Linked DNA regions of Mus musculus: regions 1, 3, 4 and 5 are each linked to region 2. The links are chromatin loops, found by intact Hi-C in ENCODE. Cell type or tissue: left cerebral cortex. All regions are shown on one strand. Each heading gives the region's core, and the rest is flanking DNA. Links, peaks and the distances in the headings are about the cores only.

Region 1 (5,830 bases), core at 810-4,809, 300 kb after region 2:
ACCGAGCTCACGCTTTATCCCCGATTCTTTCACTTTGTAAGGAAATAGACTGTGACAAATGGTGCAGCACCGCTTAAGTTAGAGAAAGACTACTTACTGTGGTTGAATCGAAAGAAAGGACATCCACCACGGGGGGAGACGAGCTCTGCAAATCCATCACCTCACGCTTGGGATTAATCTGTGTGCACACATGAATAAGTCAACGGGACATCCTCTGTCATAAGGACCAATACTAAAAAAAGAGAAGTATTTATAATCTATTCTAAAAATAAAGCATATACTCATGGATAAGGCACAGATACTGGCAAAATATGGTTTCACTAAGCCTACCAATGTACACACTATCGACAATGTTGCAGTTAAGCAGGAAATGGCCATTTTCACATTCTAAAAGCAATGCAATTCACCTACAGAGGAATATTAAAATAGAAAGACCCACCTCAAGAGATGCAGAAAATATCCTAGCCAGTACATTAAAACAAGAAAAAGAAATACAATGTTAAGATGTATGAATCAGAGAGGAAATGATAAAGTTTCATTTAAAAACTCAGTGACTACCAATGGAGAGCTAAACAGGACCTACTTCTGAGCCCTCAGCCTCACCAAGAGAACCAAAGAGCACTGCCAGCCCCACTCAACACACAGACCCAAGTGGATTTTAACATGACGTTAAAATACGGACAGTTTCGAAAGTACTGAAGAAAACCCACCAGGAATTCATGGGAAAGACTAAGACTTCATTGACTCGAAAGTTTCAAGTAAACAGAAAGTTGTACTGTGGATGGTTTGGAAGAAGAGCAAGGCGTGGGTGGGAAACAAACACCATAAGATTCAATGGCATCTGTCTATAGACAAGGATGATGGACCGTTTTAAGAACTGGCTAGGTCCACGGATCCCGGCTAGCAAGGGTCGGCAGGAGATATGTAGAACCCAAACGTGATGATCAAACGGTAAAACCAGCAAGAACAAAAAATTTACGGTTATTATTCCAACCAGAGGTGGAGAACAGCATCTGAAAACCCGGAAAAGCAAAAGCTGCAAGCAAGGGGGATGCGTCTGTGATCGATCACGGATGCTGTGGGAGAGCTGTGTCACTGTGAGGATCATTATGAGGTCGAATACCGGAAAAGCAGAATATCTAATATCTGTACGCAAGCTTATACACGGAAATGTAGACAACAGAAATCCCATGGAAAAACAAATCTCAGAAGTGAAACCGTCAGAGGTTCTCTGCAGCAGTGAAAATGGCAAGAAGCACCATTGCTAACACAGGAGTGCTCCATACTGTCAGCAGCGCGCACGGCCCTTTGTAACTGTAGAGACTGCCTGCGAGGTAAAGCCACTGAGACACAAGGCTCCGTACACATATAAATGTGTCAGTTCACGTTATATAAACATCTCAGGGTTTTTTTTTTAAAGATTTATTTATTTATTATATGTAAGTACACTGTAGCTTTCCTCAGATACTCCAGAAGAGGGCATCAGATTTCGTTATGGATGGTTGTGAGCCACCATGTGGTTGCTGGGATTTGAACTCGGGACCTTCGGAAGAGCAGTCGGTGCTCTTAACCACTAAGCCATCTCACCAGCCCTCTCAGGGTTTTTATACGAAATAAAAAGGCAAGTTACAGGAAAACAAACTCAACACAACCCCATTTACCAAGACTTTCTGACCATTCAAAGCTAGAGAGTATTTAATTATAGATTTGAAAATACGTATGCAGTAAAATTGCAGGGAAAGGGGAACGAGTTCCTGGGTCGATGAGCACCTCCAAGAGGAACTACTTCTAAATTCAAAGGCCCCAAGGCAAACCAAAGAAAACACAACCGTTCTCAGTTCTAAGGAGAGAGCCAAAGAGAAGCCAGACAGCAGAGCCAACGGGACAGCACTCAGGGCCAGAAGAAAACCCTAGCTGGCTGCTCAGTGACAAAGGATTTAGAAAGGAAACACAGCTTGACACAGCTGCTCAACAAACACCAAAATAAAAACAAAATACACTTTAGAAAACAAGTCCCAGAGACAGGGTGAGCTAAAAGAGTCCTCCCCATTCCCCCCCCCCCCCCCCATCCCAAGCCTTCCTCCAAACCGGCTAAGCAGAGCCATGGTGCAAATGAGCAGTTGACAAAGGCCAAATTACAAAGAAATCTGGGAAAACCTCGAGGCTGGAGTCTAAGTGCTTTAGAGAGACCCATCTGGGGGAGTTGCTGGACATTGTTCTAACAGTGGGCCGAGCCCTAGGCAAGAAGAGCCGACTGCTGGATTTAAAGCACTCAGGCTTGAGGGGGCGGTGCTGTTGTGACGATTAGATTACTAGATTTAGATATTTGTACATGTGAGTGTGTGCACTCTTACACATGGGACTGCACCATGGCACATGTGTGGAGGTTGAAGGACAATCGGTGAGCTTTGGATTCTTTCTTTCCACCACGTGGATCCCGGGAGTGGACTCAGGTTGGCAGGCTGTGCTGCAGAAGCCTCTCTTTAACTGCTGAGATAGCTTGCTGGCCTGGTTTTGCATTGGGGATCCATCTCACCATGGCTATGCACCGGAAGCTGGCCTCAGTCTAGGTCCCCTTCCCTTTGACTCCCGAGTGTTGGGATTACAGGTGCATGTGCCACCATGCTCAGTCCCCTAGCTGTTGTTTTAGAAATACATCTTATGATTATTCAGCCCACTGTGTGACAGTGGAGGTGCCCGACTCCAAGACACAGTAAAGGGGGGATAGATTTGTGTACAAGAATGATGGAGGACAGCTGGCCCAGTTGGCCAACACGTCTTCCTTCCAGCCATTTTCCAGCAGAAAGCCAACACCTCCTCCACCGTCCCTGTGAAGCAGACGTACATGGGCCTCCTTTATGCCTTTTAGTCTTAGGTGAGGGGCCAGAGAGCCACGGTAGTCTTTTCTCTAGCGCCACCTAGTGCAGGTATAGAGAAGCTCATCAATTTTGCTTTGCTCCTGAAAGAGAAACTGCTCTGAAAGTTTAAGTCCTAACCAAGGAAAGAATAGGCCCCTCCTGTAGAAAATTGTTGACTTCCTACAAGTTTGTAATTTACTTAACTAATAGTGTTTTACTACACTGAAGAACAATTGCTGTCTCATAAACCAAGTGGCCTTGAAATGGGACGGATTGAGAGTTGGGCTCTCATTACCTGAACAGGGGGACAATGGAGAGTTATGAGCGAGAAGGTTGTATAGAATCTTGAAGGTAACCACGCTCCCGACCTAAGGGTCTACATCACCGAAGAGCTCAGGAACGCGCACACTAACATAGTCTGTAATGCTTCCCGAAGGGCAGGGCACGAGCCCTTAAAGCTGGGACCTCAGTGTCTGCTGACAGAACCAGATTTGAGCTCTTATTAAACCGAAGCACGGCAATAGATGGGCAGAGCTGCACAATGAGCCACGGTGCCAGGGCTGCACCTTGGGCACTGCCAGCTACTAGCTTTTGCATCTACTGACCTGAATTTTCATGTGAATAAAAACATTACTGACTTTCAATGGAAGTCATGGAAAAATACTGTACAGGCTTACATGTTCTTCTTCTTATTATTACTAGTGCCACATAAGCGCCTCAAAACAATATGTATACAGTTCAGCTAGAATTAAAATATAGAATTGGTAGACAGGAAATCCTATTTTCACCCTCAATGGTAATGTTTTTAACCTTATTAGCAGATTAAGGGAAACCATGATCTAAGATTTGAGGATTTCTATTCTATTCATCATGACAGAATTTTCACCAATGAACTATAAAATATTTAGTTATATAAAAAGATTGTTCTGTCCTGCTAAGTAACATAGAATTTCATACGTAACCTATAGATGATGTTGCTACTCAAGTGGCCATTCTGAAGTTGAAGGCAATCAAGAGAATGATTTCATTAATGATTTTGACTTCACTGCTCTCCCTGCTAATATTCCGTAAGGCTAGAACAACTATGTGACCCCCCAGTCTCACGAGGATCTATCATGATCCCTTAGGAGGCTTGCTGGGTTCCCCACTGTCTTAGGGTTTTACCATGACCAAGGCAACTCTTATAAAGGACAATGTTTAACTGCTGCTGGCTTACTGGTTCTGATGTTCAGTCCATTATCATCAGAAGTATGGCAGTGTCCAGGCAGGCATAGTGTAGGAGGAGCTGAGAGTGCTACATAAGGTTCCAAAGACAAACCAGGAGGGGGCTCGAGAGATGGCTCAGCGGTTAAGAGCACTGACTGCTCTTCCAGAGGTCCTGAGTTCAATTCCCAGCAACTACATGGTGGCTCACAACCATCTATAATGGGATCTGATGCCCTCTTCTGGTGTGTCTGAAGACAGGTATAGTGTATTCATATATATAAAATAAATAAAAGCAAACAGAAGACTGCTGCTCACAGGCAGCTAGGAGGATGGCCTACAGGGCTATACAGAGAAACCCTGTCTCGAAAAACCAAAAACAAAAAAACAAAAAAACAGCCCACCTGACAGTGACAAACATCCTCCAACAAGGCCAAACCTACCAACAAGGCCACACCTCCAAATAGTGCCATTCCCTGGGCCAAGCATATTCAAACCACCACACCTTCCAAATATGCAAATGAGAAGTAGACTGGACTACATAGGGCAGCGCCATTCAAATGTCATGTGAATACCCTTTGAAGGGAAAGCATTTTTTTCCTGGAACAGTACGGTGAAGCTCTTGCTTGTGGCCTGCTGAGGAAGTTGACATAAACTACTCTTAATTCAAATAGGCTAGAGCAAGACACCCGTGTGAAAACTTGGCCTTCCCAACAACATGGAAAGACAGTGTTCTTTCCTTAACTGTAATGAGGATGGAGGGCTTCAGCAACACGTCTGTCCGCAGAACAAGGAGGGGACACAGAGGGGCGTTCACATACGAGGCTTCTATGTTCCATGTCTTTTTCTCGTGGCTTCCTCTGGTGGATTTGCAGAACAATCTGGCTGCCATTCCTCTATTCGTGTAAGGATTAGTATTTCTACATCTGGTTGGCAGTAGCAGAGATCTGAGACTCTAATGGGTTTTGTTCTTTCATACAAATAAGACAAATGCTAGCAAGCCAGTGGCCTTTGCAAAGGCCAAACAATTCCACGCAGAAGGTTAAGAAAACATAATAAGATATAAATCATAGGGAGTCTATACTGCTCTAATCTCAAAAACCCAACACTCATAGCTACTGCAAAAAGAAGAGAAATTACTTCAATTCTATTTGTTAAAAAGACATAATTTTATATTTTTAAAAAATTCTGAACACAGAATGTTTTCCGTTTTAATTGAAGTGCACCTTCCTAAAGCTTTGAAAGAGAATTATTTTAAAGTATGATTTCTCATAAGTGAGCACAGTATTTCTTGTCTAATCTAAATCACATCTGTGGGACAGTTTTAGTTTTAAATTAAGCAGTTTTTTCTTTCTTCAAGGGATCTATAGTCACTAACATGAAGACTTTAAAAATAACTTGATATCCAATTATTTTTTATAATGTTAAAATATGCTCTGTACAAAAACCATTATACTTTGCTTTATTGTGAGTTTCATTTTTAAAACAAGATGACTCGCAGTTTATACGCAGAATCCTTTTACTTCTCTGGCTCAGCATCTGGAAGTATTTTTCAAAAGTCAGTCATACAAGACAGTTAACTCAAACAGCTCTCAGGACCTACAGGTGATTTAAACTGGGCACCTAAGGCCAACTTCCTCAGGCCCACACAAAATGTTCAGGCACATTCTCTGAATTATGTGCCGTACAACTGCCCTCTAGCTCCATAATGAAAAGGCAGCTTTTAATAGACGTGTCAGTGCACACGTGAAAAGCACAGCCGAGCGCGT
Region 2 (5,830 bases), core at 632-4,631:
CGCTTCAAATTCTACCTTTGTATTTGCAAGCTGTGTGATTTAGAAAAGTTTCTTCCAAAGCTTCCCCATTGATCAATGTAGAAGAGGAAAGGTCGGTGAGATCCCACCCCTAACCAACACATTATTTGCAATTCCATACCTGTGAGCAAAGGCACAAGCAGTTTTCCCCAATGGGACATCACAGTGCAAAACAACCACACTCCAAGGCAGGCGCTATGGCCAGGAAGAGCTGGCCAACACGAAATGAACCTGTTTTGTCTTATTCTACCGTGGGCTTTTTTTGTTTCCCTTTGTTTTGTTTGGGCATTTTTGAGGGTGTGTCTTAGTGGTTTTGTTTGTTTGGGAGGGAAAAGAGATTGAGAATGTGAAGTTGGGTGGGTAGGGAGGTTTGGAAGATGTGGGGGGAGCTGAGGAAGGGGAAAAACATGATCAAAATATAAGAAAAATAATTTACAGTAAAATGTTTTAATAAAATAAACAGTCCAAAAGAAAGAAGGAAAGAAAGGAAGGAAGAGAAGGAATGAAAAACAGATGGAGAAAGAGGAGGAAAGACAAAAAGAAAGGAAGAAAGGAAAGAAGGAAGGAAAGAGAAGAGGAGGAAGAGAGAGAGAAAGAAAGAAAGAAAGAGAGGGAGGGAGGGAGGGAGGGAGGGAGGAAGGAAGGAAGGAAGGAAGGAAGGAAGGAAGGAAGGAAGGAAGGAAGGAAGGAAGAACACAGACAGACAGACAGACACACAGACAGAGGAATGAAAGTGTTAAAAGCAACCTCAATCAATTGCCAAGAGACAGTACGTGAAGCAACACTCCCAAGAAGGTCCAACAGTGTGCAAACCTCACTGCAGACATGCTCAGACCTCAGTTCCCACCACTTTTCCTCAGCCAGAGACAAGGGGAAGCAAGTGTCCGCCAAGCGGACACCTGCTGGGAAAAGAGGAACTGAAAGCGGATAAGGGGGTGGGTTGGGGGGTAAGGGGAAATGAGATGGTGCCAGCGATTAACTGCAGCGGGTCGACTTTCAAGGTCTGAGTGAGCACTTCCACCTACAATCAATCTTCAAGTACTTATGAAGCCTGAATATTTTATTTTTATTTTTCTGTGTCAGACCACGTGGACCCTAGCTAGAGAAGAGCTGGAAAGCTGGGATTCCACTCTCTCGCGGAACTTGCAAGCCACCAAGCTGCTCCGGGACCCATCTCTACCAAACAATTAGCCAAGGAAGCAAAGCAAAACAAAAACAAAGCTAAGCCCAACTCGCCGCTGGCTTGGGAGAGCTGCCTTAAATTTCAAATACAAGGACAGAGAAAGCTCCAGCCTGCCTGGGATTAACGAATTCACTCTCCCCTCCCCCAAGGAAAAAAGCGCTAAAGAACAAGGTCAAAGGCGAGAGGCTCTGGGGAGTCACTAAGGTGATAAGAGTGCTTCAGAGACAGTGACAAAGGGGTAGTCTAGTCGCCTTTGACCTTTCAGAAAATCGTCTCAAGTGTGATGCAGATCAAAGTCACTGGTTGCTGAGAGTCTCTAAAAAAAGAAGCAGTAGCCAATGTGGCTTAGGGTCTTAAACTATGCACGAGAGAGGTTGAAGATGAAAAGCCGCAAGGTCGGGCGAGGTTCCTTCAAGACTGTTCGGATCACAGAGGACTCTTCCGAGGGGCAAAGAATTTACATCTTCAACAACCCCCCAGCAAACATTGTTCAGCCATGCACCCATGTGACTTCCTCGATGTAAAGAACTCCGAGATAGCAGCCTCAGTTCCTTTTTCGCTTTTGAAAGCAAACAGTTCTGCAAGAAAACAATACAATGGCTTTCCCAGGATTGGGGCGGGGTGGGTGTGAAGCCAAAGGAAGTGAGTTCTCTTTTTTTACTTTGTGGGTCCCGAGGATGGCGCAGGAATGGCTAGCCTTGGCACGAGGGCCAATGGTTAAAAACAAGAAATCTGAAAAGAAGGAATCTCTTTTTGCTTTCACCACAATGCAAAAAGAGAGAGAGGAAAAAAAAGCAAATCAAAATAAAATTAATTCATTTTATTAGGATAGTTTTGTCTAAGATCTTGTTAAACCCTATTAAAATTATTGAACAGTTTACCTTTCAGATCAACAACCATTGGCATCTTATAGCCTCCATTTAAAGAAACAAAAGAGTAATGATATAGGGAATGTAAACTTCTTCCTGGCAAGTCCTCAAGAGATTTTAGTTCAGTAAAGAAGACAGAAGTATAAATAACACGAGCCACTATGACCGATGTAACAAAGAACTAATTAATTAGACTAAGGGGTGGAGGGAGTCCTAAATTGAGGAGCTAAGAAATACTTCTTGAAGCAAAAGATGTGGGTTCAAATTTGGGCTTTGAAGAGAATCTTTCCAAAGAAACAAACAAACACGCAAACCACACTACAGCAAATGAGGATAAAGGCAAAGTGCTGTTTCTTTCTAGTCCTGTAGGGGGCACTAAAAAGGGCAGGTAGAGAAGACGGTTGTAAACAAGGGACCAGGACAGCCTAGGGAAACAGTCACATGACATCTGGAGGAGGGAATGCACCTTACTAAAGCCAAGGTAGGTGGGTGACATACGACTGGAGGCTCCTTTGTCTAGTTCGTTACTGTCTTCTTACTCAACTCTTTCCTAACTTCACTATTTCAGCCTGAGGGCTTATTTTCCCACTGTACTTGGAGGGCAGAAAGAGGAAATAACTCACCCAGCAGAGGGGATTTCTTTGTTGGGTTTTGAAGAAAGATGCTGGGGGTGGCTGACTCTGCTGAAACGTTTCCTTTTTCTCTTGGTGTTTGTCGGATTCTGCTCTTGAGCAATCCTGCTGCCTTCAGTCAAAGTCAACCCGCAGTCCCGTCGGCTTCTGACTTTACCTCCTGAAACTCTCCTACTCTGCCCTTTGCCTCTTCTGCTCAGGCGGGCTTACAGTTTCACAACCTTACCACCAATTGCAGAAAGTGTGAAACATTTGCACATCTGGTATCAAATATTACAATCTCCAGGTTAAAATGACGACTCAAAGTCAGATAGGGCTTTCTCTACTCCGTGAGCACTTCACTTTGCCAAGGGTTCATTCAAAAATGACATTTGCAATTTTCTCGCAGTGAAAGCAATGCTTTTCTGAGGTCACCTTTCTCTCCCTCTCTCTCTTTCTCTCTCACTCACTCTATGTGTGTGTATATGTGTGTGTTGTATATAGTATGTTGTATGTATTTCTGTATGTGTGATGCATGAACTTTTTCATGTAAGCGTGTGCACGTGTGCTTGGTGGTGCGTGCACACACGGATGCATGGGCACGTGGAAGCCAGAGATCAGCATCAGGTGACTGCTTCCATTTCTTGTGAGATGGGCTTGTTCACTGACCTCATCAGATTGCCAGCCTGGATGGCCAATGGTCTCCAGGGATTTGCCTGTGGGTTCTCCCGCTCCCGCTCCCCCCCCCCCCAGGTCCAGGAAAACAAATATGCCATTCAGTGTCTACGAGGTCCTGAGGCTCTGAACTCAGGTCCTCATGGCTTGCATGACAGGCACTTTACTGGCTCCCTAGCCTCTGACTCTCCCCATTCAGAAATGTGAATGACTGAAATAGACATTTTTAGGAGATGTACAGAGTTCAGTGTCAGCCTGAAAAAAAAAATCTACATCGCTGCGAATATAAGAGATGGAGTCCTTAAGCCTAACTGGGTTCTAGAACTGGCTTTCAATCACCCAGAGAGAAATTCACTTTATGTGAAGATCAAAAGCTTGTATAGAGTCCTAAAAGCAAAGCTGTCTATATTGCTCCTTCCCTCTGCCCCCTCTGCTCCAACACCCCTGAACCACAGACAACGGTCCTTTACAGTTCAAGCTAAACCAGGGAAAGTCTCCTCCTCTCTCCATCTCTCCTCTCTACATCCATTTCGGTATGAAACGCTGAGGTTTGGGGGTTGGCAGAGGCTCCTAGAGCAGAGTACAGACAGATGATTAAGTAAATACAGTGTGAGTTTTAGTCCGGTGAAAATGTATGCCTATTCACAAAATGACTAAACAAAGCATTGTAAAACAACAACAAAGTAGCCAGTTGATACTTTCCACAATCTTCAGCAAGTTTTTTCAATCTGTTTCTCAGGGGTCAACTAGGACCATTGAATATCATATATTTACATTATAATTCGTAACTGTAGCAAAGTTATAAAGTAGCAACAACATAATCTTATGGTTGCAGGGTCACCATAACCCAAGGAACTATATTTAAAGGCTTGCAGCATTAGGAACCGCATTAGAAAGGTCTCCAGCTTTTAAGGCTCTGCCACTAAATGCCTTTGCATAGACTCACAAACTTCAGGGCAACAAGCATTTAAAAAGCATCACTTGAACTAGCAAGGAATCCAAATGTACTAAGAATGTGTTTAAAAAGTGTCTAGAATCTCCGGTCTGTCTGCTATCATTTTATTGAAATATCTTCTCCTTCCCACAAATACTGGAAAGGGGTCATAGCCTAGGAAGTCACTTACTAGCTCTCAGCGTCAGAGGAAGCACCTGCTGTCAGCTGCTTCCTGCCCGAGACCATCTTCCCCCCTCCAAGTTGATTGCTATATCCACAAAGCCTTCAATCCTGCCTGGACTTACCAGGAATTCAATGAATATTTGTTGCACAGTGAGTGAATTGAAGTTTTCATTGTTGGCAAAGTGCTCTCTTAACTGCCCCCAACCAGCCTTACCTTGATCAAAGGTCTCAGAGCACTTGTGTCCCAGGAGGTTTCTGACCTTCCAGGTTTTAACCTGGATTTGGCCCGAAGGCCTCAATGAGACTAGCAACCTCTCTGGGATGAGGCTGCTCATTGACTTCAACATTACCCTACTTGGCTTTCCTTGGCTTTTTATGGTGGTAAATTCCAGAATAGATAGAAGATACTGCACAGTGTGGCTATACGAATGGCTAAATTTGAGCAGACAGGTCCTAAAAGTCATAGCCAGCTTCTGGTATGTTCCTCCCTGGGATCCATCCCTTGAGCCCATCCAATAACTTCTTCTCAAATGAGGGTTGGACTTAGAGCTTACATCTAACAAACTCAGTACATCTAACAAACTCCATACAGTAAAAGTTACCGTATATCCCAGATTTAAATATAAAAGAAGCAGCTAAATGCATTAGCATCCACTTGCCTGCCAACATTCCAGAACTTTCAGTAGAGAGATCAAGTTCTTTGTGTTCACAGGGAGATGCTAAACACTGTTCTGACTTCCGAAAGAAGGGTACTGGTTTTCTCTGACTACCTCCCCATCACTTACTTTGAGGGGGAAAAAATGTGACATGCAACAATTAGTCCCATGGTGAAGTTCAGATGCTCTAGAAATGAAGACTCCAGTCAACAGCCAGTGAGATACTGAGATCTGCCATGTGTAGGAGCTAGAAGTCAATTCTTTAGTGCCAGCCAGTCGAACTTTGAAATGACTGGATCAGAAAGGATCTGATACCCTTTCAGGGATCCTGTGCCAGAATCGTTATCCCTGACCCACAGGAGCCATGAAATAATAAGTACTGCCTTAAGCTGCCAGATCTTGGGGGTTATTTGCTCTATAACAAGACATAACTAAGGGCTGGCAAGCATGTTCGTAAAGGGCCACATAGAAAATATTTTGGGATTTTCCAGCCAGATGGAGTCTGGATCACTCTTGAGCTCCGCCATTGTAGCTCAGAAGCAAACCAAAGATAATATGCAAATGAGTGGACATGGCTATGTTCCTATAAAACTTTATTTATGAAAACAGTCAGCCGGCTTGCGAGCTGTGATATGCCAACACTTGCTGGAAGCCACTATATATTTTCACTCTTTATAAGTTCTAGTGTCTTGTCCTAGAGC
Region 3 (5,830 bases), core at 810-4,809, 200 kb after region 2:
CTGCAATCCGGTCCTGAATGCCTCTCATACAGACCAAGCAGACTGCAAGGGTCTATTAAATTATTCTCCCAACTGTTGTGCAGCTAACAATGGGGGTATTCAGGCATTTTAAAAGAGAGAGGGAAGTCACAGGGGACAGCCCATTAGAAGGAACAGGATGTCTACATGGCCTGAAAATGAGTTCCTTTGTAATAGGAAATGCACTACAATGCCTGGAGCTTCGCTTCTCTTAGGCTCTCAGCCCACAGTCCTTCCTGCGGGGGATCAGGTTACCCAGAGGCTCACAGTAACCAGTACCCTGCAGTATCACTCAGCTAGGTAACAGCTAGTATTCAAACTGCTTTCCAACAACTAACTTGGGTGTCCTAAAATAACTCCTAGATATATTTTTTTAATTATAATGCAATACTAGAATTCTTGTCTGCAAGTGAGTGCTTTTAACTCACTCTCCTCTCACATCCTGTCGTCTAGAGATAAGGAAAACATGGCTGATTGGAACAGCCTCCTTTTAAAAGTATGAATTAAATGGCTCAAATAGTCCCCCGATCTGCTACGTCAACGGGCCCTGTTTTCCCTTTAAGCAAGAAGGTAAACAAGAATTAACACTCTTAAAGACAGTAGAAGACCTGCAGTCCAGCAAAACAGCCTGCAGGAAAACAGATTAAGATCTTCAACTCTATGAATGACTGTAAATTAGTCTCACCTATGAAAGAAATGGCCTCAGGGAAAAACTGGGACAGGTTTTGGCTCCAGTGATCCGAGATAGGAATTTGCTTGTATTTGAACTCGCCCGCATTCTCAAACAGATTGGGCAAATTGGGGGTGACATTCAAGATGTACTTGATGCCAAACTCTTCCAACACGTCCAAGTTGGTCGAGTCCTTGGCACAGCCCAGGTAAAGGAAGGGCAAAATCTCCACCGGGAAGGAAGGCTGGCTGTTGGACAGCGGGCTGCCATCAGAGTCCGTTGCACTATTGGGGTCTCGGTCAAGGTCAGACTCAATGTCCGAGGAAGAGTCCGAGCTGATCCGCAGGCCCCCGAGCCCCAGCACTGGCAAAGGCGGGGAACTGCTGCTGCACGAGCCGTCTAGATTGGTCTCGCAGTGCAGGGCGAACTCGGCCTGGAACTTACTGAAGCCACCTGCCAGAAACAAGAAAAGCAATCTTGTAACCGGAGAAGCTGTAGTAATTTACAGCTAGTGAGAAGCACAAAGAACACTATGGACAGGCACCCTAGGAACCCCCGGCAGTGGTAGAAGCACGCTTCAATGCGCACCTTTAGGAACACTACCCGCTGCTTACCCTGGGAACACTTATTCTCCTGAATCTGGAAATGCACAAGATTACTTTTCTTAATATTTCGAGGAGCTGCGAGGTGCCAAGCTGCACCCTGAACTACGTTTCCAGCTCTTGTGAACCTTAATCCTACACCTACCCAAAGAAAGGTGCCTGATTAACCCTTGAAGGAGAAGCTACCACGGTGGCCCAGCTAGCTCCCCTAAGCGCAATGCAAGCGGCGATCGCTACCTCGCTAACATTTTCCCCAGCCTGCAGTCCCAGCCCGGAGCCCTGCACCCGGGGCGCACAACATACCTTCCAGGTAGAACGCCCGGCAGCCCTCGTCTTTGAGTTTCTTGAGCAGCAGCCCGAGGACCGACTCTCCACCAGTGTTCTCATTCCAGTCGCTGCTATTCTCGTCGTACAGCACCACGGTGTCGGTGCCGCAGCGCCTGGTAAAGCGGTCCCGGTCCTCGCAGCGCGTGAAGAGCGCACGCACGGGCAGGTTGCCCTTCTGCAGACGCCGCAGCATGATGCCGGGGATGGCCACATTAATGGCAGATTCGATGTGTGACGACTCGTACAGCTCCTGTGGTCGGCAGTCCATCAGCAGAAGCCGTTCGTTGCCCAGCTCCAGCTGCTCGTTGAGCCACGACACCGTCTTGCAGATCGCCATTTCCGACGCGAAGGGCACGGGTCTGAGCGTATCTATCATGGGGGTCGAGCTGCAGGAGAAGGCGGGGTGCCTAGCAGACGCCCCTCGAGGCAGGCATAGGCCGAGCACGCTGCGCGAAGCTCCCGCTCTCGGAGCGGGGTTTGATTCCGCCTCGCCTTTCCCAAGCCGAGGCTAGCGGTTAGGGAAAGCGACACAGAAGTCAAGTCGGTGGTCCCTCTGCACCAGATCACTCTCCGAGTCAATGAATCTCTCTCTCTGAATGAAGGTGCCCAGTTTTGTTCCTACCCAGTGAATGAAATCCAATTAATTCGGACTCCGTGCCACTGAGAGGAGAAAAAGGGAAAAGAAAAAAAGTCTAGCGGCTCTTAATCCTTCCCTCTGAGGCTGCACCTCGGATCCAACCCGGTGTTTCTCGCCGGATTATTCAAGACTGGGTTTGCTCACAGTCCCTAGGACTCCGCGAGAGCACACCCCCTGTGCGAGGCAGCTCCTCAATGGATACAAACAGCCAGCGTCTCAATGGATACATTCTCTCGGTCAGCCAATGAGCGCGCTGCGGAAGGGGCTGTTGCCGTGGGGACGGGCCGGCTGGAACAGGTTGTGTTGATGAATTGTTAATGAGTTTGTCATTCACAAAAACGGAAAGGAATTTCCGCTCCGGATAAGCCCCAGTGCAAACAAGCTGCAACTGCGGGCTCGGCGGGAGGAAGGAGAAAGAAGAGGAGGCGGCGGTGGAGGAGGAGCAGGGCACATAAACCAGGGCACTAAAGTTGTCTCGTGTTTCCTTCTGTTTAGAGTTCACACTTCGCGTCTAACTCTTGCGCACCAGTAGTGCAATTAGCAAGCACAAAAGCCCTTATTCGCGACGCTTACAATCTTAAGTTAGCCTTAATAAAACTTGAGGGGTTTTCCCCCTTTTTAATTCTCTTTAACGCTAGATCCAAGCCCGCCATAGCGCCGCCCCTGCTCCCCCACCCCCAACCCGGTCCTCCTTTAGATCGTGTGTGGCATTTGTTTGGCTCTTTTAAAAGTCTAGTTCTGTTTGTTCTAATGTCCTTTTAGGCGAGGCTGTGTTGGGACTGGTGGACTGCCTGGGCTTTAGCGACCCAACGAAGTGTTAAATGCTAATCCAACATCTCTAGAAACAAACTAGTGTTTTGTTGAAACATTTTAAAGCAACTAAGCAAACAAGCGTTTGGTTGTCCAGAAAACCAGAAGCGCCCCAACCCCGGGCTTTCTCAACTTTCTTGGCGGCAGCGGAGGGGGGGGGGCGGGTGGTGTAAGCACCCAAAACCTTGTCAGCTATCCCTGCACTTTTCTTCTGCTCCGGTGAAGTGGGGGCATTCTGAGCCATTGTTCCGGAGATCTTGCTCCCCACCACCATCACCGGTCACCCATCGAGCCTGGGGAGTCGAGCTCCTTTAACGATCTGGAGCCAAGAGCAGAGTTTGGTTTCTAAGAGGAACCGGTCTGGCAAGGCAGCCTAGGTTAGGTGCCTGGGACGACAGGCCTCACCAACGTTTCCTGCACCCCGGAGACCTGCAAGCCTGCGGGAACTCAAGCGTAAACAGTGGCGGTTGTGGACAGAGGCCGGTCCCCTATCCTTTCTAGGCTGCAGCGGTCCCCGGGCCCCGCAAGGAGCACGCTAGCAGCTCCAAACGCGCTTGCGCGCTGCGCTTTGGCCGCAGCATTGCTGCTCTGGGGGATGGGGGGGGGGGGGCAGGACACGCGACGACCCCGTGATCGCTTGTAAGGCCGTCGCGGAACCGTCGCCTAGTGAGAGACCTGGAGCGGAAAAGGAGCCAGAGGTGTCCCTGTCTGGACCCCATGGTTCCAGAGTTAGGGTTGGGAAGTCTCATGGGCACCACCCGCAGGCAACTCAGGACGGAGGCGGCACCGGAGCCGGATGGAGGCGTGGCCGGCGGGGGCCGCGACGGCGACAAGAGCGCATCCCCGGCGCGCTCGGTTCTATTGTTATATAAAAGTGCAGAGGCCGCCCCTCCCGGACGGAAAACCACCTGTGTGCGGCGACGGCGGGCCCTGCGGAAGGCGCGCGTCCCGATCCGGTCAGCCCCTCGGGTCCCAGGGAAAGGAGCTGGGCTTTGTCCGGCCGCGACCGGGAGGCGGAAGCGCCGGCTGCGGCCCTTCCCGAATCCGGGGCGCGGAGGGCGTCTAAGGTCACGGGATCTCCCCAGCCCAGCGCCTCGCAGCCGGGTCCTACCTACTGTCGCCCGCAAAGCAATTTGCATTTTTAATCACCCGCCTCTTCCGGGGTTTGGGAAATGTGGGCTAAAACAGGGCGACTTGGAGGTCCAAGTAGCCAATTTTGGAGCCCTCCCGCAGGCAGGCGCCCCAGAAGGAGCGTTTTGATGAAAATGGGGGTTGCCTCCAACCTCTCTCCGCGCCTTTTTTGGGCAGCACTGGGAACAAAACGCCCATATTTCATTGGCTAGCTTCCAACTCCCGCTGGGGTAGGCCTGTGCTGCAGCTGACGCCCCCAGATCCTTCCCCATCTGTTACAGGTTTTCCCACCCTGAGACATTTCAGTCTGTGGGACCAATGGTTAGGAGGAGGGAAGTGGGGTGCTCCGCGGAAACGTGAAGGACAAGCCTCAACCTCCAAACAGAAGAGGGAAGCAGGTTGGGTTTTTCTTTACCAAAATTTGAAGTGAAGCACCAGACAGTTGGGAGGTTGATAATAATATCTTTGCACACTGGTGGAGAGCTCTAAGCATTTGTACCTATGTTTCTGAGTCTGAATTTTTTCCCACTTCCTTCAGGAAATTTGACCTTTCGATCTAACTATATCCAGTTACAGTTTTTTCTCCTTGTCATCTTTCTTGTATTTTACAGGGTCTTTGTAATATTAAGTGGGCACCATGTGTGGGAATGTCATGCCCGTTAGCTGATATGCTTATATGTTTTTGAGCTAACCTGCAAAATGGCTTGAGCACTTTGGGAGGTTTTTTGGCCAAGGTCGGATTTTTTTGTTTGTTTGTTTGCTTTTTTTGTTTGGTTGGTTTTTTGTTGTTGTTTTGTTTTGTTTTTTAATTTCCTGCCCCAAACACTCCCTTTTAAGTCTGCTTGATAGCCTGCCAGGTTCCTCACTTGCAGCTAACCCCTCAAAGGTCTGCTCAGAACAGTTTAATTCACTCTAGTTTAATAATGGGGCAAAGCAGGAGAGAGATGTCCTACTCCAGCTCAAATGACACCTTACCCAGGTTACCTTGGTGGACTGGGATGTCTTAACTTCTTGAGGTTGCCTTTTAAAAAGTTGGTTTACAGGGGCTGGAGAGATGTTTCAGCGGCTAAGGGCACTGATTGTTCTTCCAGAGGACCCGGGTTCAAATCTCAGCCCCCATATGGCAGCTCACAACTGTAACTCCAGAATCCCATACCCTCATACAAACATACATGAAGGCAAACTACCAATGCACATTTTAAAAAAATGTTTTCGGCTCATTACACCGAGACAGATGAAAGAGTTTATGGAACGGTGCTGTAGGGTGGACACGGCCTTGTTTCTGTGTCTCCCTGAGTAATTTTGTGCAGTCTTTAGAAAACCTAACACAAGTTAGGTAAGGAAGATGAAGGAATTGACCCGAGGCTAAACTAAAGCAGAGAAGGTGCTCAGGGCTTGAGGCCAGAATTGAGGTGACCACGTCCAAGGATCATTAAGCTCCTACTTCCTGCTAAGACACAAAGATTTTAACTTGCCTAAGTTGTACATTTCAGCTTTTGACCACAGGTTCTGTTGCACACACTGCACGTACGTTAAGGGAGGGTAAGGCTCCGTGGCACACACCAGTGGTTTTCTTCACTAGTCAACCATTCACAAGATTAATAGTTCTTTCTTCCTTAGGGTATGTATCGTGGG
Region 4 (5,830 bases), core at 921-4,920, 120 kb before region 2:
TAGTTAGAGAGATTCTTTCAAATCACAAGCAATATTTTTCAAGGAACCCAGTACTATGCTTACTGCTGTGTGCTCAGGTGATGACATCAACAGGGACATCGCCCGTATAAAGCCTTTTGAATTCTGCCCACCCTCCCTCACAGTTCTCTCCTGACTTTTGCCACATATGCACAGCCTCTATTCCTGGAAAGGCCACTTGCTCTTAAGGACCTCGCAGCAATTTCACTGTAAGATTAAAGACATCGTCAGCCACCTGGGGGCTAATAGAAAGTGTCAGCCGTGCTGGTGGAGTTGCTTCCAGGGCAGCTGATCTCGCAGGACATTTTCCATAGATAGGAGATCAAAGAGCGAGCTGACTCCAAGATGCCCTCCTCCGAGGCCCTCTCTTGACCTTTCGGCTCCCCTTGCCATCTGCTTCCACTCTTGTTTAGTAGTAAGGCAGGTGGCTAAGAAGCACGTTAGTCCAGGATGACACCAATGGCCTGGGGTCATTCATAATGAGTAGTGTGGCCAGCCACCTTCAGCCTTTTTCTTAAACTCTCTCAGATGGTGTTCCAACTGTAGTGAGAAACCAGCTTAACACTTCCCATTGGCATCTTCTGAGAGTAATGAAGTAACCAACCTTTAAAAAACAATAGGCTGGCCAGGTGGTGGTGGTGCATGCCTTTAATCCCAGCACTTGGGGAGGCAAAGGCTGGTGGATGGTCTAGGCCCACATGGTCTACAGAGCGAGCTTCAAAACAGCTACACAGAGAAAACAACAAAGTAACACACACACACACACACACACACACACACAAGATAGGCTGACAAGAAGAAAGAAGATAGAGTGTTCTTGTTCCTTCAGCTCTTTAAAGCATCAGTTGAGCAACAATAACAAAAATAACAATAAAAATCCCGTGGCGGAATGTCTACTCCGAATGAAGAACAACGCAGAGGACAAAAAGAAAAAAGAAAAATCCATTGCTCCATATGAAGGGTCCCCAGAGACCTGTGAGAATTGCTGTCTTATGATGTGCTATTGATTGGTGGCTTGGAGAAAGGAAACGCTTAGGGACATAGAGATTTGTAATCTTATTTTCTTTGGGGAATAGAAAGTACAGAAGGAGAGGAAGCCACCAGAGAGATGAGAATGGAATGATTGGATCTAGAAAAACACCATAGTGGGTTCACTAATCTCAGGTCTCTTATGGGAAGGGGTGGGCACATAAAGTCTGTACGGAGAAGACAATGCTAAGGGATTGGCACATAAAGTCTGTACAGAGAAGACAATGCTAAGGGGTGGTTATGAAAAACTTACTATCTGTGAGGCAAGTCCCCTGTAAATTGTATTCCATAGGAATTTATAGTGCAAATACTAGTGCACATCCTCTCAGCTCTAGTACACACACACACACACACACACACAACACATACACACTTGTACACACATCATTTTAACAGAGGATCAATACCACCTTATAATCACTCTCAGCCGAAGGGCAGACAGGATGTAATTCTGTCATGGTCTGTGAATATGTAAACTCCTATCAGTTGGTCTTGTACATAATTGACATTGCAAATGTTGGATTTTAATTGCAGATTCAAAGTCTTTTTACATTATCAGTCAGTATTCAAGTTAAAGCTTATTTACAAGCATAAGAACTGAGAAAAGAGGTAAGTAAACGTGGGGCATTAATTAATCTATGTAAGTGTTCACCGTAGAAGGGCATTATTTCATTCCTCATAAAGCAGCAATCAAATGCTTTCTGAGATCGTAAGAAATGAATAGATAAAGTTGTGCCTCGTTTAATGACTGAGAACTATGCAAAATAATTGCTTCTCACACCCTAAACAATGAAAGTGAAAGCAGGACACATTATCAAGTCTCCAGGCAGGTATTAACGGTACTTCCAAACACAGGGCACTTGCATTCACTGATGGGGCAATCATTCTCTGCTTTGCAAAAGCGTAGCAGAGCCAAGAACCGCGGCTCACCAGCCAGGTCGAGTTTTGTTCTTCTAACTGGTAATGAACTAATGGGGGCATCACCTGTCTCGTGACACTTAGACTCAGTTAGCAGGGATTTTGCTACATTTTTTTTTCTTCAGATGAGAAAACAGAGGCTCTGCTAAGTCAAATCATTTGTCACCCTGTACACTGGAAGGGAAATCCTAGAGATAGCGTTTCAAACTAAGTCAGTCTTACAGCCAGAACTTATTGCCCTAGCCATTCTGACCCACTGTTTCCTAAGACAGAGGAAAAGATTGCCATACTTCCTTGACAGATTAAATGAGATCACAGCACCTCTCTTTCCGGTGGAATTTCTTCTCACTCACAGAAAAAGCTGACATCTTTCTGAAGGCTTCATAAGAGCTGAACAGCCTCACTGGAGCCTTGCCTCTCTCCCCACTGTCCCCTGTACTGGCTGGCTTTATGTCAACTTGACACAAGCTGGAGTCATTTGAAAGGAAAAGACCTCAGCTGAGGATGGGGATAAATGATAGTCTAGGATGTACTTTACCCCTGAGGACTTTTGTACAGACTACATTAAATAATATAAGGTCTCCCAGCTGTGGTAAAATATCTGGTAAAATGTTTTTATCACATCATTTGCAGATGAATAGGAGCCGTGAAGAACAAGAGGATTCTCATGCAGGGGAAAGGTTCCCTGCAAAGTTAACACCAGAGATGTTTCTTATCATAGCTGGGGGTGCATCTATCAGAGAGAAAGCCAGGGATGCTCTTAAGCATCCTACAAAGTTGCCCATTATCAGCCCCAGAAGTTAATAAAAACCTGATGAGAAACCCTTCTGTCACAACATAGTGAAAATGCCGCTAGCTCAGATGTGAAAACCATTTCCACAATTGCCATGACTCCCCTGAAGTTTTGAAACCCAAGCAGAAACAATACACCATGTTCGTATTCCTTTGCGCTAGACGGTTGATTCTCAACCTATCGGCTGCAAACCCTTTGGGGGTTGAATGACCATTCCACAGGAGTTGCCCAAGACCATTGGAAAACACAGATATTTTACATTACCATTTATAAGAGTAGCAAATTGCAGTTACAAAGTAGCACTGAAAATTTTATGGTTGGGCTTCACCACAACATGAGGAACTGTACGAAAGGGTCGTAGCGTTAGGAAGGCTGAGAACCACTCAACTAGAGGCTTGACCTTAATCTGCCTCCACCACTACCCTTTGGGAGTCAAATCAGATACAGATCTCAGAATCTAGACCTCAGAGCACACCGGCAACTGCGCCTGAAGAATGGTGTGCTGGCCAGTTCAATTCTGCAGCCAGTCCACTAGGGGGCAGAGAAACACTATCAATCGTTCAGCATTTGCCTGCTAGCGTCGGAGAATTTAGTAATGTAAATCTTAATAGGAATGTTAAATTGTTACTGGCCCTTAAAACATTTAAAGATTCTCTGAATATTTTTATTAAGAACATGTATGTCTTTGCAGTCCAGGAGACTGGTTCCAGGATGGACTCGAACTCCCATCGTGTCTGAACTGTGAAATATGGCAGTCATTAAGTTCGCCACTGTGTTAAGTGGAGGTTTAGTAGCCGTTGATGGCATTGTGACTGTGAGGACTATTATTATTTAACTTTAATAACATATTATGAATGTGCTGGTAAAATACTTTCTTTTATAGAGATTTGATTCTACTGTGGGATAATTTGTAGCAAATCAGTTCATGGAATTACATCTACCAGGATATAACCTATCAAAAAGTGAGTATGCACAGAAACTTTACAGTGAACTCCAAACTGGAAAAAAAATAGCATAATTTTGGTATTGAACCAAACTCAACCCAAGAGTCAGTTCTAATATTCCTTATCATGCATACTACAGTAGAGTGGAACTAACAAGAGCGTTATATTACCGGCCTTTGATAATGTAAGATATACATAGATATATCTCTCTCTTATGATTTAAATTTAACAACTGTGGAGATGAACATTATATAAGTCATCTTTAAGGTTGGTCCTGCGACACACACACACACACACACACACACACACACACCATGATTATGACTAATGAGAGTGAAAAATCTCTATCCAAAAACCACTTCAACTTTCCCTAACCTGTATCCACACGCACACATAGAAGTATAAACAAACAAAAAGCTGTTTGGCAAGTGTTTTGGCTTGGATCTGAGTGACGCTGTCAATTCCAGTAAATAAGAAATCCGTGACTCAGAAAGGTTGAAGCATTGTATCAGAAAACCTAGACTTTGGGAGACTGGAGAGAGGCCAATTACCCAAGTCTGATCACGTGCTACGTGGAGGTGAAAGTGGTCTCTGCCAGGTCATTGTCTTGAAGCTCTGGGAAAAATGTATTTTATGTCCTGTATCTCAACTAAGGAAGAGTTGTAAACATTGTAGTCTATGAGTGGACAGAATAGCAGTTACAGCAGTTCCTGGCATGTATTAGCCTGCTAAATATTACTCATAATTATCATATCATTTTAAAGGTAAGCCAATCCAAAGATTCTTTTGTTTTACACTAGATGTGATTTTTCTTTCTAAAGCATTAAAGCACAGTATTTCTAAAAAGAAAGAAAGAAAGAAAGAAAGAAAGAAAGAAAGAAAGAAAGAAAGAAAGAAAGGAAAGAAGGGAGGGAGGGAGGGAGGGAGGGAGGGAGGAAGGAAGGAAGGAAGGAAGGAAGGAAGGAAGGAAGGAAGGAAGGAAGGAAGGAAGGAAGGGGAAAAAAAGAAAAACAATGGACTGAACGTACTGGACTCTATGGGTGTTAAGAGACTTGGGGAATTTGGCTCAATTTCAAAGCTGTCCCAAGACAATCATCATAACCGGGCCACCATCACTCTTCTGCCTTGCTTGTGCCTCCGGATATACCCTCTCCCCCCACCTCCTTTTTATGTAAACAACAGGTGCAAAGACTGGAGGGAGGAGAGAATATTCTTTTTTTCTTTCTTTCTTTTTTTCTGTCTAGCCACCAACACTGGGGTCAGAGTAAGGAGAATCACAACATGCAACAAAGGAAAGACACTTGAAGCCATTGAGAAGCTTCTTCTGGGAAGCTCAGAGCTCATTCAAGATTTGACCGCTTTTGCCAGATTACAAGAAGTTCCACTGGACGCGGAATAATAACTGGTTACTTTTAATTTGTGAGAAGATTGAAGGTCAAAGAAAGTGAAGGATCTAAGCACAGGAGTAACAGAGCAAATAAACCCAGATGGAAATTCTCGTCTTCATGTCAGCTCTGCAACAAACGGTTAATGCCTTGATGTGTTGCCATGGAAACAAGACCCCTATGTCAGGTTGACATTGATTCTAGCAATGGAGAAAGTGCCTTGCATTCTCTTCAACCTTGATTGTATTTCATTCAGAAAAAAAAAAATCTTCATTTTAAGAGATCAGCCCCATATCCTACGAGGACCAAAATACCAATACGGGCAATATGGTAATGTGAAATTCCATTACTGAAAATTTGCAAATTCATTTGTATCACATCTTATTTAATATGGCTTAAAAATGAAAAATTAAAGCCAGGCATGATGGGGCACCCCCTTAACCCCAGCACTCAGGAGACAGAGGAAAGTGGATCTCTTGAGATCATAGTAACAAGAGCTACACAGCAACACCCTGAATCAAAACAAAGAACAAAAGTAAGAATTAAAATATATATAACAAAAAGCAGGAACTACAAAGTCTTCACTAACATTATGCCCTTAGAATTTCCTTCCCTTAAAATATAGCTCAGAAGGGGTCTCTCTAGTGAAGAATTGATGAATAAATGTGTCTTTGCCACATTTAAAAAAAAAAAGGCTGTGAAATGATCAGACTAACAAAACAGGCTAGGCTTGAATGCTGGCC
Region 5 (5,830 bases), core at 1,116-5,115, 290 kb after region 2:
AAGAAACAGAACAAAGTACTAGCTAACAAGGACAATTTATAAAAATTTGATTTGTATACAGTTTTTGGTAAATTCATTGAATTTTCCTTCCCTGTGACTTTGAAAAATAAAGAAGCTCAAATTAGCAATTTTAGGGGGGAGGGAAATACACCCCAATCATGTAACTTAGACTTCCTGTCATGATTTTTACTGCAGAGTCGATTACTGTAGGTGGGAAATGGCGCTCTTGGCCTACACCATTTTCCTTCACAGAGAGAAATTGAACAAAAGATAATGGGAACTCCACGCAGAGAAAGAAGCCATGCTCCTTTAACACACCAAACATTCCTGTTGGTGCTGCTTTAAAGTCAGTTTCAGAGAGGACGGGGAAGGGCCAGTTCCGCACTGAAGCTTTAGCCGTTTCCCTAACAGGAGGCTGCTGTGCTTTAAGGACAAGGACCTATGGGATCAGGAAAATCTCCGTTTCTGTTTCTTCTGTTTTAAAGACTGTATCTGGAAAAAAGAAAACATGTTTCCTACCTGAAGGAGGCAGGTGGAGATGCAGTACAGGAGCAAGACAGACACCTCAGAGCACCCAGACAGACACCTCAGAGCACCCAGACAGACCCCGAAAAGCACCCAGACAGACACCGAAAAGCACCCAGACAGACACTGCAGAGCACCCAGACAGATACTGCAGAGTACCCAGACAGATACTGCAGAGCACCCAGACAGATACTGCAGAGCACCCAGACAGATACTGCAGAACACCCAGACAGATACTGCAGAGTACCCAGACAGATACTGCAGAGCACCCAGACAGATACTGCAGAGCACCCAGACAGATACTGCAGAACACCCAGACAGATACTGCAGAACACCCAGACAGATACTGCAGAGCACCCAGACAGATACTGCAGAACACCCAGACAGATACTGCAGAGTACCCAGACAGATACTGCAGAGTACCCAGACAGATACTGCAGAGTACCCAGACAGATACTGCAGAGTACCCAGACAGATACTGCAGAGTACCCAGACAGATACTGCAGAGCACCCAGACAGATACTGCAGAGCACCCAGACAGATACTGCAGAGTACCCAGACAGATACTGCAGAGTACCCAGACAGATACTGCAGAGTACCCAGACAGATACTGCAGAGTACCCAGACAGATACTGCAGAGTACCCAGACAGATACTGCAGAGTACCCAGACAGATACTGCAGAGCACCCAGACAGACACCTCAGAGCCACCCAGACAGACACCTCAGAGCACCCAGACAGACACTGCAGAGCCACCCAGACAGACACTGCAGAGCCACCTAAACAGTGCTTGAAAACACACCAACCTGCCCGTTTACTGTAAGCCAACAACATATTTGGTTTTTAGAAATCATATGTGCTAAACTTACAAATCAAATGCAGCCTTATTCGCTGTAGCAAAGTTTAAAAACCTTAAAGAGAACCTGACCTTCTCCAAATGACGCCGTGAGTAAGCCTGGGGACGTAGTACAGGGAGAGGGAAGGAAGGCTGGGTGCCAGCGCCCCGTGACTTACGGGCGCTCCTGCATTATTCTTAAAACTATTTATTTATATTATCTGTGTGGACGTTTACGCTGCATGCAGAAGAAGATGGGTGCCCTGGAACGGGAGTTACAGATAGTTGTTAGTGGTCAATGTGGGTGCTGGGAATTGAACTCGGGTACTTTGGAAGAGAAACCAGTGCTCTTAACATACTCTCCAGCCTGCACGTGCATCTAAAGCTGTCAAAGTTGTACATTTTGGCTGAGGGACATTTGAATTTGCAGACACTGTGTTCTTTCAAATAAGTCCTTCCAAATCTTTGCTTACATAAGCAGTTAGGAACTGAAATAACTCTGAACTAGTTACACAATGTTGTCTAGTAACCAGGATGTACTGTTGCCACAACACCCGTGGAAATATTCTGTCTGCAAGTCTACTCTCCCTGTGTCCGCAGATGTGTCAACACAACATTGCTTTATAGGTAGTATGTACCATATGGTCCATGAAAGTGGGCAACGGCTCTCTTCCCTCAAACAGGCTGATGTAAAAAATCTTTTGCAAAAGAGAAACCAAGCGTGCTCTGCTGAGAAATGTGACTCTAAATGACATTTAGCAGGGCACTCCCCAAAGTCACAGAAAAGGCAGAGAATTTCCTTCCCCTGGTTCCAGAACCTAAGACAAGAAAACTATGATTATTTTTCTGTCCTTGGCTCTTTGTCAAAATGAGGTTGAGGCAGAAGATATTCCCAGCTGCCCTGAGATTATGCAAGGCTACACCTTACTGTCCCCTGGGAGAGGAGATAGGGAATCCCACAGCTGACATCCAATCTGTCAGGAAATCCTCTTGGCTCTGCCTTCAAAATATCTTCAGAAGCCTGCCATCTCTGACCCTCCCTTGCTCCTGCCTGTGTCAAGCCACTACTGCCTGAAGTCCATTAGTTCCTTAGTTTTCTAGGTCCTTGCCCCCAGTGCCACTGCGGCACTTACTCAGGCGGCACCTGCCATGTGACAGGTGTCTTGACCACACTCCTGCAGCCTCTCGCTATTGCCCAGAGTGCTTTTCTGCACTTTTGCAGCGTTTTTGATCCACTATCCTAAAAAGACTCTGTTTTTAACTGAGACTTCCCTGTTTCTCTGAGTGGGATGTAGAATTGAACTTTTCTGGACAGGTTTTAATTTATTGCTTCCTTTTCATTTCTTTAAAGCTGAGAATGGGGAATGACCACGGAGCAGTTCCTCAAGAAATACTTATTGCGGGAGGGACATGGACGCATATGAGAGCGAAGCCTGGCAGGATTCGGCCATATCTGCCACCTGTTGGTAAGGCAATGTAAAGGCCCCAATGTGCCACCTGTGAAGGAAAAAGGCTAAGGCAAGACAATCTCCAAGCCAGCTCAGGGAGGGAGGAACAAGGAGAGACCGTATGCGGGTGGGGGTGGGGAGACAGGATGCAAGGAGGAGGGATCAGAAGTAGATTACTGTGCATTTTATTATCATGGTGCACATTTTCAAAAAATTTTAAAGGAACATACTTGCATTCTTACCTGAAATATTCCAGTTTGAAAACACACAAACAAACTACAATAACAAATCCTACCCATCTCTGCTCAGGCTAACGGCTGATTTCTCTGGGAAAAGTCTTCTATTGCCTTCTCTAGGTGACTGATCATCTCTTTGGGAACACTGCCCCCACCAACATTTCCGTGACAATTCCCCATACAGGACATGAGGGGAACTCTCCAGCTGACATGTGTTCCGTCCACTGCTGTCTTCCTTCCCCTGCCCAGGGTGGGCGCTGTTGGGCCTTCTCACGGGAGCAACTTGCTGTGCTTCTCTGGGCGGCCTGTCTTTATTTTGGCTAATGGTTTAAAGAACTGCACATTCTGGGATTTTTTTCCCCCTATAATGTAACTTGAAAGTCTCAGTTTATTATAAATAACTAATTTGACCTGAATGCTGTCTCTAACTCTAAAGAAAGGCATAGTTATATTTGCACTATGCATTGTGCTCAGGATTGAGATAAGGAATCCAGTGTTTTAGCAATCCACAGAACGACGGTGAGAGTTCTGACTTCAGTTTCTTCATCTACTTTTAGGACAAATAATAAAATGAATACAGTAGGCTAAGTTGTGGGTGGTGGCGCACACCTTTAATCCCAGCACTTATGAGGCAGAGGCAGAGGGATTTCTGAGCTATAGGCCAGCCTGGACTACAGAGAGAGTTCCAGGGCAGCCAGGGCTATACAGAAAAGCCCTGTCTCAAAAGACAAAACAAAACCAAAACCCCCCAAACAACAACAATAACAAAAACCCCAAACCGTCAAAAAACTTTAAGACTACAATTTACCTGAAGGTAACAGGTTTCTTTGTGTGTGTGTGTGGGTGTGGTGTGGTGTGGTGGGGGTGGGGTGTATATGCCTGTAGTTGGCAGTATGTAGGTAAATGTAGAAACCAGAGGTTGAATTCAGGTGTCATTCTGGGAAGCCATCCACTTTGTTTTTTGAGATTAGGTCTCTGACTAGCCTGGAACTTGCTAAGCCGGCAAGATCGTCTGGTCAGTGAACCCTCATATCTGGGCTCTCCTCAGCTTGGATTACTGGCTCTCCCCACCAAACCCAGCTTTATATACAGTTTTTGGGAATTAAGATCCTCCTGTTCACACGGTACACTTTATCTACAGTGTCATCTCTTTAGTCGCAACAAACTCCTTCAATTATATTCCTATTTGAGGAGAGTGGCAAAGAGAATCTGAAATACCCCACCCTGTGTAGCCACATCATAGGTGGCAAATGCTAAAAGCCTATGTATAAATGTGCATGTTAGCAATGGAACTCAGGGTTTCTTTCAAGCATGCTAGCCAAACCTCAACTGCTGAGCTATATTCTAGCCATCTCTGATTCAAAGTCTGATGGCAGAACCATGGTCTATTTCTATGAAAATATTAAGAGTCAAACCAGAATCCTAAAGAAAAGAGTCTTTAAAAAGCCAAAAAACAAACAAACAAACAAAAAAACCAACCAAGTAAACAAAAAACAAAAAACCCAACCCTATATATGTGACTTGATTATAACCAAAATAAAGATTTTGAGGCGATAAACATTCTAAAACCATGACTACATGATAGCCAATACTTTTGCAGAGAATTATTTGGGGGTGGTACAACCAAGGTTTAAAAATATAGACTGGTAACAACTGATTTTTTGTTTGTTTGTTTGTTTGTTTGGTTTGTTTTTTTCGAGACAGGGTTTCTCTGTATAGCCCTGGCTGTCCTGGAACTCACTTTGTAGACCAGGCTGGTCTCGAACTCAGAAATCCACCTGCCTCTGCCTCCCAAGTGCTGGGATTAAAGGCGTGTGCCACCATGCCCAGCTTACAACTGATTTTGGTATCCAAATATTATATCAAAATTTCTGTCAGGCATTAGAGACAGAAGTACAAGCCACAAAGATACCAACAGTTACTTTGTATGCCTTAATTTCTCCTCTATAGTGAGACATTAGAGGATAGCTAAGACTCACCTTAGTGTAGCTTCTATGTGCTAGCCAAACTGCTACAGGCACACACTCCCAGCCCTTTGCCTTTCATAGTCTTACTATATAATTCATGCTAGCCTCAAACTCAAAACCCTCCTGCCCCTGACTCCTGAACTCTAAATTAGAATGTGCCACGATGTTTGGCTTTGCTACTCTAAAGTGAAGTCACTGGTGTTCGACTGGCTTTGTTACATAAAGGCAGCTTCACATTACTCAGGCTAGTGCTCCCCTCTTGTGGATGACTGACTGTTCTACTTAGTGCTCCCCTCTTGTGGATGACACTCCTTCATCACAGTCCCACAAATACCACATAAACTAGCTGATTCTGGTTCTTCTGGGTTACCGTCAAGGGATAAGTACCCTTTTGCTCTAGCTGGTGACAGGCCCACCTTCAGAGCAAACTTGGTTTCTTTGTTTTTTGTTTTTAAAATATGAGTACACTGTTGCTCTCTTCAGACACACCAGAAGAGGGCATCAATCCCATTACAGATGGTTGTGAGCCACCATGTGGTTGCTGGGAATTGAACTCAGGACCTCTGGAAAAGTAGCCAGTGCTCTTAACTGATGAGCCACCTCTCTAGCCCCAAGTCAGGAGTCTTTGCAAAGCTTAAAGGGTACCGGCAGGGGGAGTGAGTCTCAAAAAGAGAAGGAAAACTCTGAGACAGTTTCTAAGTCAGGAGCACTAAAGTCGAGCCTGCTGGTGACTTCCCAAGCTACCTTATCTACAGAATACAAAGTCAGCTCACTGGGACATATGGGGTCAGAGGCATGGGGTGTGTCAAGTTCATTGAAG

Evidence for each region. A loop is a pair of places that touch in the nucleus more often than their neighbours do. Peaks named below come from ENCODE experiments on the same cell type or tissue, not always from the same donor. Only the 100,000 strongest peaks of a DNase experiment are listed, where the experiment ranks them.
Region 1: a loop joins it to region 2, with 2.4 times the contacts of the local background. A loop is called at or near these places in 13 of 42 quality-filtered maps.
Region 3: a loop joins it to region 2, with 5 times the contacts of the local background. A loop is called at or near these places in 20 of 42 quality-filtered maps.
Region 4: a loop joins it to region 2, with 2.3 times the contacts of the local background. A loop is called at or near these places in 14 of 42 quality-filtered maps.
Region 5: it touches region 2 in a loop (7-fold over the local background); 16 of 42 quality-filtered maps call a loop at or near these places.

The regions. Positions count from the first base shown.
Region 1 is chr10:99,159,217-99,165,046 of GRCm38, reverse strand. It overlaps Poc1b (POC1 centriolar protein B), which reads right to left. Exons shown (of 12, transcript NM_027740.7): 10 at 98-178. Among named protein-coding and RNA genes, the nearest start is that of Galnt4, 54 kb to the right of the region's middle. In left cerebral cortex, for the core only: a CTCF peak has its summit at 2,918 (motif pointing left); a DNase peak (open chromatin) is centred at 2,910.
Region 2 is chr10:99,456,906-99,462,735 of GRCm38, reverse strand. It overlaps Gm35035 (a long non-coding RNA gene), which reads left to right and starts at 2,062. Exons shown (of 3, transcript XR_872000.2): 1 at 2,062-2,551. It overlaps Gm34983 (a long non-coding RNA gene), which reads right to left and starts at 2,981. Exons shown (of 3, transcript XR_380739.3): 1 at 2,694-2,981. In left cerebral cortex, for the core only: a CTCF peak has its summit at 2,426 (motif pointing right); DNase peaks (open chromatin) are centred at 1,658, 2,489, 2,722, 4,510 and 2 more places; H3K4me3 peaks cover 1,161 bases; H3K27ac peaks cover 2,866 bases.
Region 3 is chr10:99,259,855-99,265,684 of GRCm38, reverse strand. Dusp6 (dual specificity phosphatase 6) reads right to left here and starts at 2,454. Exons shown (of 3, transcript NM_026268.3): 1 at 1,594-2,454; 2 at 704-1,141. The coding sequence starts at 1,993. In left cerebral cortex, for the core only: CTCF peaks have their summits at 2,623 and 3,830; DNase peaks (open chromatin) are centred at 2,533, 3,455, 3,894, 4,392 and 3 more places; H3K4me3 peaks cover 3,926 bases; H3K27ac peaks cover 3,855 bases.
Region 4 is chr10:99,574,913-99,580,742 of GRCm38, reverse strand. No RefSeq gene overlaps it. Among named protein-coding and RNA genes, the nearest start is that of Gm20110, 31 kb to the left of the region's middle. In left cerebral cortex, for the core only: a CTCF peak has its summit at 3,282 (motif pointing right); a DNase peak (open chromatin) is centred at 3,281; H3K4me3 peaks cover 289 bases.
Region 5 is chr10:99,166,023-99,171,852 of GRCm38, reverse strand. The region is part of intron 10 of Poc1b (POC1 centriolar protein B); the gene reads right to left. Among named protein-coding and RNA genes, the nearest start is that of Galnt4, 61 kb to the right of the region's middle. In left cerebral cortex, for the core only: CTCF peaks have their summits at 2,821 and 3,327; DNase peaks (open chromatin) are centred at 1,934 and 2,803; H3K27ac peaks cover 1,187 bases.